2 separate regions of the Homo sapiens genome follow, and region 2 is linked to region 1. The links are chromatin loops, found by intact Hi-C in ENCODE. Cell type or tissue: chondrocyte. All regions are shown on one strand. Links, peaks and the distances in the headings refer to the core of each region. The heading gives the core; the rest is flanking DNA. Region 1 has its middle 77 kb from the start of LINC02750. Region 2 holds the start of LINC02750 (long intergenic non-protein coding RNA 2750).

Evidence for each region. Peaks named below come from ENCODE experiments on the same cell type or tissue, not always from the same donor. Only the 100,000 strongest peaks of a DNase experiment are listed, where the experiment ranks them.
Region 2: a loop joins it to region 1, with 6 times the contacts of the local background. A loop is called at or near these places in 1 of 110 quality-filtered maps.

The regions. Positions count from the first base shown.
Region 1 is chr11:50,372,611-50,377,992 of GRCh38, reverse strand. No RefSeq gene overlaps it. Among named protein-coding and RNA genes, the nearest start is that of LINC02750, 77 kb to the right of the region's middle. In chondrocyte, for the core only: no CTCF peak of the experiment used is centred there; no DNase peak of the experiment used is centred there.
Region 2 is chr11:50,295,494-50,300,875 of GRCh38, reverse strand. LINC02750 (long intergenic non-protein coding RNA 2750) reads right to left here and starts at 2,313. Exons shown (of 10, transcript NR_183624.1): 1 at 1,959-2,313. It also overlaps the pseudogene SEPTIN7P11. In chondrocyte, for the core only: no CTCF peak of the experiment used is centred there; DNase peaks (open chromatin) are centred at 2,375 and 2,665.

The DNA of each region.
Region 1 (5,382 bases), core at 88-5,087:
TAGGTTCTTTCTAATTTTCATCTTGGAATAATTGCTTTTTCATTATAGGCCTCAATGTACTCCCAAATGTCCTTTCTAGCATTCTACAAAAACTGTGTTTCCAAACTTCTGAGTCAAAGGAAATATTTACCTCTGCGAGATAAATGCACACTACACAAAGCAGTTTCACAGATAGCTTCTTTCAAGCTTTTTTTCTGGAAATATTTACTTTTCCACCCTAGGCCTCAATGCAATCCAAAATATCCTTTCACAGATTCTACCAAAACAGTGTTTCCAAACTGTTGAATCAAAAGAAAGGTTTAACTCTGTGAGATGAATGCATACATCACAGAGCAGCCTCTCAGATACCATTTTTCAAGCTTTTATCTGAAGATATTTGCTTTTTCATCAAGGCCTCAATGAGCTCCATAATGTACTTTCACAGATTCTACAAAAGCAGTGTTTCCAAAGTGCTGAATCAAAACAAAATTTTACTTCCATGAGATGAATGCACACATCACAAAGCTGTTTCTAAGATAGCTTCTTTCTAGATTCGTCTGGAAATATTTGCTTTTACGTCATTGGTCACAATGAGCTCCCAAATGTCAATTCACAGATTCTACAAAAACACTGTTTCCAAACTGCTGAATCAAAAGAAAGGTTTAAATCTGTGAGATTAATGCACGCATCACACAACATTTTCTCCAATAGCTTCTTTCTGGTTTTCATCTGTGGATATTTGCTTTTTCACCATAGTCCTCAATGTGCTCCCAAATGTCCTTTCTAGGATTGTACAAAAACTGTGGTTCCACTGCTGAATCAAAAGTAAGGTTTAACTCTGTGAGATTAATCCACACATCTCAAGGCAGTTTCTCAGATATCTTATTTCTTGTTTTCATCTAGGGATATTCTCTTTTTCACCATAGGCTTCAATGTGTTCCCAAATGTCCTTTCTAGGATCGTACAAAAACAGTGTTTCCAAACTGCTGAGTCAAAAGAAAGTTTTACCTCTGTGATATGAATGCACACATCACAAAGCAGTTTCACAAATAACCTCTTTCTCATTTTTATATGGAAATATTCACTTTTTCACCATAGGCCTTAAGGCGCTCCTAAACGTCCTTTTGCAGATTCCACAAAATCAGTGTTTCCAAACTGCTGAATAAAAAGAGGTTTAACTCTGTGACATGAATCCACACATCATAAAGCAGTTTCTCAGCTTCTTTATTGTTTTTATCTGGAAATTTTTGCTTTTTTGCCCAAGGCCTCAAAGCACTCCCAAATGTTCTTTCATAGATTTTACAAAAACAGGGTTTCCAAACTGATGAATCAAAAGAAAGGTTTAACTCTTTGAGATGAATGCACACTTCACAAAGCAGTTTCTCAGATAGCTTCTTTCAAGTTTTTATCTGAAGATATTTGCTTTTTCACCATAGGCCTCAGTGCACTCCTAAACGTCCTTTCACAGATTCTACAAAAAGAGTGTTTCCAAACTGCTGAAACAAAAGAAAGGTTTAACTCTGTGAGATGAATCCACACATCACAAAGCAGTTTCTCAGATATCTTCTTTCTAGTATTTATCTGAAGATATTTGGTTTTTCACCATAGGCCTCAATGCACCCCCAAATGTAATTTGCAGATTTTACAAAAACAGAGTTGCCTAAACTGATGAATGAAAAGAAAGGTTTAACTTGGTGAGATGAATGTAGACATCACAAAGCACTTTTTCATATAGCTTCTTTCAAGTTTTTGCCTGAAGATATTCAGTTTTCTATGTTAGGCCTTAATGTGCTCCCTAATGTCCTTAACGCAGATTCTACAAAAGTAGCGTTCCCAGACTGCTGAATCAAAAGAAAGGTTTAACGTTGTGAGATGAAAGCTCACATCACAAAGGGCTTTCACAGACAGCTTCTTTCTAATTTTGATCTGGAAATATTCCCTTTTTCACCATTGGCCTCAATGAGTTAGCAAATGTCAATTCACACATTCTACAAAAACAGTGTTTCTAAACTGTCAAATCAAAAGAAAAGTGTACCTCTGTAAGATTAATACACACATCACAAAGCAGTTTCACATATAGCTTCTTTCTAGTTTTTATATGGAAATATTTGCTTTTTAACCATAGGCCTTAATGCACTCCCAAATATCCTTTCACAGATTCTACAAAAAGAGTGTTTTCAAACTACTGTATCAAAAGAAAGGTTTAACTCTGTAAGATTAATCAACCCATAACAAAGCAGTCTCTCAGATAGGTTCTTTCAAGTTATTATTAAAGATTTCCTTTTTCACATGAGGACTCAACCCTTAAAAATGTCCTTATGCAGATTTTACAAAAATGGTGCTGTCAAAGTGATGAATCAAAACAAAAATTTAATTTTATGAGATGAATGTGCACATCACAATGCAGTTTCTCAAAGAGCTTCTTTCTAGTTTACATATGGAAATATTCACTTTTTCAGTATATGCCTCAATGTGCTCCTAAGTGTCCTTTCTATGATTGTACAAGAAGTTTTTCCAAACTGCTGAATAAAAAGAAAGTTTTAATTCTGTTTGATCAATGCACAAATCAGAGAGCACTTCCACAGATAACTTCTTTCTAGTTTTTATCTGGGGATATTCACTTTTTCACCATAGGCCTCAATGCGCTCCCAAACATCCTTTTACGAACTGATTTGATTTTGATTCCAAACTGCTGAATCAAAGGAAAGGTTTAACTCTTTGAGATGAGTGCATATATCACCAAGCAGTTTCTCAGATATCTTCTTTCCACTCTTTATCAGAAGATATTTGCTTTTTCACCATAGACCTCAATGAGCTACAAAATTTTTCTTTTGCAGATTCTACAAAAACAGTGTTTCCAAACTGCTGAATCAAAAGAAAAGTTTAACTCTGTGAGATGCATGCGCATATCATGAAGAAGTTTCTCAGATAGGTTCTTCCTAGTTTTTTTCTGAAGATATTTGCTTTTTCACCATAGGCCTCAATGTACTCCCTAATGTCCTTACACAGATTCTACAAAAACAGTGTTCCCAAACTGCTGAATCAAAAGAAAAGCTTATTTCTGTGAGATGAATGCATGCATCACAAAGCAGTTTCTCAGATAGCTTCTTTAAAGTTTTATCTGAAGATATTTTCTTTTTTACCATAGGCCTCAGTGTGCTCCCTAATGTCCTTAAGCTGATCCCACAAAAACCATGTTTCCAAAGCCCTGAATGCAAACCAAGGTTTAACTCTGTGAGATGAATGCTCATATCACAAAGCAGTTTCTCAGATATCTTCTTTCTTGTTTTTATAAGGAAATATTCACTTTTCACCACTGGCCTCAATGAGCTCCCAAATATCCCTTCACAGATTCTGCAAAAACAATGTTTCCAAACTGCTGAACTAAAAGAAAATTTTATCTCTATGAGATGAATACACGCATCACAGAGTAGTTTCACAAATAGCTTCTTTCTAGTTTTTATATGGAAATAATCCCTTTTTCACCATAGTCCTCAATGTGCTCCCAAATTTCCTTTCTAAGATTGTACAAAAACAGCGTTTCCAAATTGCTGAATCAAAAGAATGGTTTAACTCTGTGAGATGAATGTGCACATAACAAAGCACTTCCAAGGATAGCTTGTTTCTCTTTTTTGTCTGGGGATATTTTCTTTTTCACCGTAGGCCTCAATTGACTCCCAAATGTTCATTCACAGATTCTACAAAAACAGTGTTTCCAAACTGCTGAATCAAAAGAAAGGTTTAACTCTTTGAGATGAATCCACACATCACAAAGCAGTTTCTCAGATAGCTTCTTTCTAGGTTTTATCTGGAAATATTCACTTTATCACAATTGTCCTCAATGATCTCCCAAATATCCCTTCACAGATTCTGCAAAAACAGTTTACAAACTACTGGATCAAAAGAAAGGTTTAACTCTGTGAGTTGAATGCTCACATCACAAAGCAGTTTTTCAGATAGCTTCTTTCAAGTTTTTATATGAAGATATTTGCTTTTTCACCATAGGCCTCAATTTGCTCCCAAATTTCGTTTTGCAGATTCTACAAAACCATTGTTTCCAAACTGCTGAATGAAAAGAAACATTTAACTCTGTGAGATGAATCCACACATCACAAAGCAGTTTCTCAGATGGCTTCTTTCTAGTTTTCATCTGGGAATATTTGGTTTTTCACAATAGGCCTCAATGTGCTCCCAAATGTGCTTCTGCAGATATTACAAAAACAGTGTTTCCAAACTGCTGAATGAAAAAGAAAGGTTTAACTTTATAAGATGAATGCACACATCACAAAGGAGCTTCTCAGATGGATTGTTTCAAGTTTTTATCTTAGGATGTTTGCTTTTTCATGATAGGTCTCAACGCACTCCCAAATGTCTTTTTGAAGATTCTATAAATACAGTGTTTTCAAACTCCTGAATCAAAAGATAGGTTTAACTCTGTGACATGAATCTGAACATTATAAAGTAGTTTCACAGAGAGGTTCTTTGTAGTTTTTGTCCAAGTATATTCACTTCTTTACCATGGGCTTCAATGAGCTCCCAATGTCCCTTTGCAGATTGTATAAAAACGGTGTTTCCAAACTGCTGAATCAAAAGAAAGGTTGAACTCTGTGAGATGAGTGCATACATCACAAAGCAGTTTCTCAGATAGCTTATTTCAAGTTTTTATCTCAAGATATTTGCCTTTTCACCATAGGCCTCAATGTGCTCTGAAATGTCCTTTTGCAGATTTTACAAAAACAGGGTTTCCAAACTGCCTAATCAAAAGAAAGTTTTAACTCTTTGAGATGAATGTACACATCACAAAGCAGCTTCTCAGATAACTTCTTTCAAGTTTTTATCTGAACATATTTGCTTTTTCACCATAGGGCTCAATGCATTCCATAATGTCCTTACACAGATTCCACAAAAACTGGTTTTTTTTTCTTTTTTTTTTTTGAGATGGTGTCTCACTCTGTCACCCAGGATGGAGGGCAATGGAACAATCTCAGCTCACTGCAAAGTGTTTTCAAAGTGCTGAATCAAAATAAAGTTTTAACTCCCTGAGGTCAATGCACACATCACAAAGCAGTTTCTCAGATAGCTTCCTTTGAGTTGTTATCTGGAAATACACACGTTTTCACCTTTGGCCTCAATGAGCTCCCAAATGTGTCTTTGCAGATTCTGTAAAAACAGTGTTTCCAAACTGCTGAATCAAAAAATAGGCTTATCTCTGTGAGATGAATCCAAACATCACAATGCAGTTTTACATAGAGCTTGTTTCTAGTTTTTATCTGGGGATATTCACTTATTTAACATAGGCCACAATGAGACTCCCAAATATCCTGTCACAGAGGATATAAAAACAGTGTTTCCAAAGAGCTGAATAAAACGAAATGTTAAACAGTGTGAGATGAATCCACACAT
Region 2 (5,382 bases), core at 129-5,128, 77 kb after region 1:
AAAACAAAAACAAAAACAGATTCCATCTCAAAAAAATAAATAAATAAAAATAAATAAAACAAAAAACAAATGTGGTATGGCAATGAAAATACTGTGTTAAAGTTTCATAGAAAATAAAAGACCACTCAGATACAATAAGCTGTCTTTTTAGATGAGTATATTTGTTATTCTTATTTTATAGCTAAGAAACCGGTTAGAAGAATGCTATTTGATTGGACCATGTTGCATTTCTGGACAGTGCAGCTGAGATCATACTTCATGTGTAACTCCACTAGCCTACCAGGGTGCCTCTCATAAAGGTAAGAAATGTAAATTTGGCCTAATATACAGTTTCCAGGGCAGCACTGGGTCAATTCTACATGCAGTACTTCTATGTTCATCAAGGGAAACCTTAAGGAAAGGTGAAAATGCTTCTAGAAGGCAACTGGACACCAGTGCCCTTGTTTGTTGCCTTTGGGCTCTTCCTCTAAGGCCAATAGTGACCTGAAATTACTAACTATTCCAATCAAGTGGACAAAATGGTACCAAGGTCGTCAACATCAGACAAATTCACTTGAGGACCTATGTGCTTTGAAAGACAAAACTGCTTTTGTAAAGGATACTGTATTTCAGAAAAACATAATCATATTACAACTAATAACACTGTAAAATGCTGATGTGTTGAATGCTACTTTAGAAAAACATGTTCAAATCTAGGAAAAAAATTTCTCATAGAAAACTACATATCGGCTGGGCGAGGTGGCTCATGCCTGTAATCCCAGCACTTTGGGAGGCTGAGGCGGGCATATCACGAGGTCAGGAGCTCAAGATCAGCCTGACCAACATGGTGAAACCCCATCTCTACTAAAGATACAAAAAGTTAGCCAGACGTGGTGGTGTGTGCCTATAATTCCCAGCTACTCAGGAGGCTGAGGCAGGAGAATCGCTTGAACCCAGGAGGCAGAGGTTGCAGTGAGCCAAGATCACACCACTGCACCCCGGCCTACGTGACAGAACAAGACTCTGTCTCAAAAAAAGAAAGAAAGAAAGAAAGAAAACTACGTGTCAATTATCTAGCTAGCTAGCTAACTATCTAGAGACAGGCTTTCATTCTATTGCTCAGGATGGAGAGCAGTGGGATGATCATAGCTCACTGCAGCCTTGAGCTCCTGGCCTCAAGTGATCCTCCTGCCTCAGCCTCTTAAGTAGCTAGGGCCACAGGTGGACACATTTACACCTCGGTTTTTTGTTTGTTTTATAGAGATAGGGTTTCACTACATTGCCCAGGTTGGTGTCAAACTGGAGTCTCACTGTGTCGCCCAGGCTGGGGTGCAGTGGTGCGATCTCGGCTCACTGCAACCTCTGCCTCCTGGGTTCAAGCGATTCTCCTGTATCAGCCTCCCGAGGAGCTGGGACTTCAGGCATGCACCACCACATACGGCTAATTTTTGTATTTTTTGTAGAGACTGGGTTTCACCATGGCCAGGCTAGTCTCGAACTCCTGACCTCAGGTGATCCACCCGCCTCGGCCTCCCAAAGTGCTGGGATTACAGGTGTCAGCCAGCAAGCCTGGATGAGCACTTTATGTTATTAAATAGCCTAATCCAAGCAGGGCGCGGTCCCTCACGCCTGTAATCCCGACAACTCTGATGGCCAAGGTGAGAAGATCGCTTAAACCCAGTTGTTCGAAACCGGCCTGGGCAACATAGCGAGACCCCCATCTCTACAAAAGGTACAAAAATTTGGCCAGGTGCGCACCGCGCCTGGCTAATTTTTGTACCTTTTGTAGAGACCGGGTTTCATCATGTTGCCCAGGCTGGTCTCAAACTCCTGAGCCCAAGCCATCCATCCTCCCGCCTCGGCCTCCCAAAACGCTGGGATTACAGGGCCCAGCCAGCCTCATGTTTTTTTTAAGCAGTCCCTCCCCTTGCACACTTGGATAGTTTTTTTTTATTATTATTATTTTAGACAGGGTTTACCTCAGTCTGGCAGGCTGCAATGCTGTGGTGGGATCATAGCTCACTGGAGCCTTCAACCTTGGGGTTCAAGTAGCTGGGGGTTGAGGTAGGACTACAGAGATCCGGTCGCGCCATATTGCTAGGTTGCTCTTGGCCTGAAGGGATCCTCCAGCCTCGGCTGCGCCCGGACATAGTTTTCCAGTTTTGACCGATATAAACACTGTGCTTGGTCTGAGTTTTCAACTACCCTTCTCCAGCTAGCAACACACAGGACCTGGCGGGGAGGTCGTGGTTACCAGGCTCCACTCTGATGATAAGACTGCCCAGCTACAAGCACCGTGCAGCCCCAGTAACGTCGCCGAACGCCCTCGCCTGTGACGTCGCCGAAGGCCCACCTCTATGGCGTCGCCGAGGAACGTCTCTCACGCGGAGCCAATCGGAACTCGCGGAGGGGCTGCTGGGGCTTCCAGGAGGGCGCATGTGCGGATGACTGGCCGCAGGCGGCCGGGCGGGCTGTAACCCGCCGCTGAACTAGCGCTTCTGTGTCCAGAGGCTTCGGCCTGGCCGCCGTCGCCTGTAAGCTACGAGGAGGAGATTTACGACTTGGCCGGGCGCAGCAAAGGCCAGACTCTGCGCGAACAGGCGCTGCGCACCAACCGGCAGGCACCTGGCGGGCACCATCGCACGGTGGCGCAGAAGCCCCTCAATGGCCAGCGCCAGCTGCAGCCGCGGCCGCGCAGTCGTCCCACCTGAGCTTGGGTACGTGCGCCCCACAACACCTCCCCCAGCCAGGGCCCGGGGACCCCCGGGAGCGTCCCCCCGCTACCTGGCGCCACTCATCCTGGGCGGGGTCGGTCCCCTCTCAGGCTGCCTCTCATTAGGGAGCTGCACCCCCGAGCTTGACCTCTGAAGGCCCTTTGCGATAGCATTAAGCCTTTGAAACTTTGTAGCGGGTTAGAAGGGGCTAGGAAACGAAGAAAACATCTTTTTAAAAATATAAGCAATCGGCCGGGAGCGGTGGCCCACGCCTGTAATCCCAGCGCTTTGGTAGGCCGAGGCGGGTGGATCACGAGGTCAGGAGTTCAAGACCAGCCTGGCCAGCATGGTGAAACCCCGTCTCTACTAAAAACACAAAAATTAGCCGGGCGTGGTGGCGGGCGCCTGTAATCCCAGCTACTCGGGAGGCTGAGGCAGAGAATTGTTTGAACCCGGGAGGCGGAGGTTGCAGTGGGCCGAGATCGCGCCACTGCACTCCAGCCTGTTGGACAGACTGAGATAACGTCTAAACAAACAAATATATGTATGTATTTATATATATGGAATCCAGCCCGGGAGGTTGAGATTACAGTGAGCAGAGATTATATAAGCGATCAAGCACGGGAGGTTGAGGTTACAGTGAGCCGAAATTGTGCCATTGCACTCCAGTCTGTGTGACAGAGGGAGACTCTGTCTCTAAAAAATTATATGTGAGAGCTTTTCTTCCAGCGCTCATGCTCAGATTGAAGAAAGTAATTGGGCCAGGACTGGTGACTCACGCCTGTAATCCCAGCACTTTGAGGGGCCGAGGCCGGCGGATCGCTTGAGCTCAGGAGTTCCAGACTAGCTTGGGCAACATGGTGAAACCCTGTCTCTACAAAAATACAAACAATTAGCTGGGCATGGTGGCAAGCGCTTGTAGTCCCTGCTGCTTGCGGGACTGAGGCGGGAGGATCTCTTGAGCCTCAATCCTCGCTGCAGCCTCCACCTCCTGGGCTCAGGCAATCCATTTCAGCCTCCCAAAGTGCTGGGATTACAGGAACGAGCCATCGTGCCTGGCCTTATGCTATATTTTAATGCTTTTTTTGAAAATGGAAACTTTTACAGGCAATTCACTTCTTCATACTAATGATAAGGAAATGATGCTGTTCTGTCCTGTTATGTGTTTTGTTTGTGTGTATGTGTGTGTGTGTTTTTCTTGAGACAGGGCCTTGCTCTATTGCCCTGGCTGGAGTGAGGTGGCGCAATCATGGCTCAAGGAATCCTTCCCCGTCAGCCTCCCCAGTAGCTAGGACTGACTACAGGTGCATGCTACCACCCTTGGCTAATTCTTTTTTTGAAATGGAGTATCACTCTGTCTCCTAGGCTGGAGTGCAGTGGTGCAATCTTGGCTCACTGCAGGCTGGTCTCAAACTCCTAACTTCAGATGGTCCACCCACCTCGGCATCCCAAAGTGCTGGGATTACAAGTGTGACCCACTGTGCCTGGTGATTTTGCTCATTTAGATACTAGAACTTCTTAATTTAATTTTGTTTTGTTTTGTTTTCCTGAGATGGAGTCTTGCTTTGTCACCAGGCTGGAGTGCAGTGGCGTGATCTTGGCTCACTGCAACCTCTGCCTCCTGAGTTCAAGCGATTCTCCTGCCTCAGCCTCCCGAGTAGCTGGGACTACAGGTGCGCACCACCACACCCAGGAGTTCAAGGCTGCAGTGAGCCATGATCGTGCCACTGCACTCCAGCCTGGGCAACAGAGAGAGACCCTGACTCCACAAGTAAATAAGTCAACATCATATGATCTGTACCAGGGTACAGGCAGGTGCTATTATCCCCACTTTTCATACTCGACTCTGAGTTGAGTCATACATCAACCTCTAGTAAAAAATGGCATGCTCTCAGTCAAAGGGGCAAGCCCAAACCACGTGGAAAGGATCTTATCTCTCTTGAGAGCTAATATAAAAAGAATTCCTCCTAGATAGAAGCATTGTGACATCAGTTACTTAGGCTAAACATGCCTATTATGCTAAGTGAATTATTAACAGTAAATACTTTGTGCCATGTTAATTATCATAATATGATTTATAATTTGTTTTAACCTTAGGTTATATGTACCTTGAAGCCATTTATATTTTGGTATACTTGTAATGGTTACTATACACTAGACTATGTGTATTGGACTAGACATGGAGAGTCAAAAAAGAGTATGTGATCAGAGTAGAAATCATGCTCTGGCTTCCTTCTTGTCTACCTCCTACCTCAAGTAGAAGCAGTAGAAAAAGTAATTACCTAAGATTTTTTGGATTCTGGTTTGTGGAGAAGCACCCTTATATTTAGGCTGATGGGTGGCTAAATTAGAAAGTATTTTTTGTGATTTAGAATTTTATACGGAGATGTTCATTGTGATTAATTATTCTTTGTATTAGCAGATTTTTGCTTTTTATAGCTGCATGATTTCTTGTTTATTATTCATTGATTATTATCTATTAATAAAGAAAAACTTTATTTCACTAAAACAGTGATATATAATCCAAGTTGGGTTTTTTAATAATGACTGACATTTTTCTTTGGGAATACATTACTGTTAACAATGTAGATTATTAGATACATTATTTTTAATGAATATAAGTGGTGTAATTAGAAGGCTGAAAAGAATCCTTGGAAACATTAGTTTAATTTGATAGCTAAGAAACTGA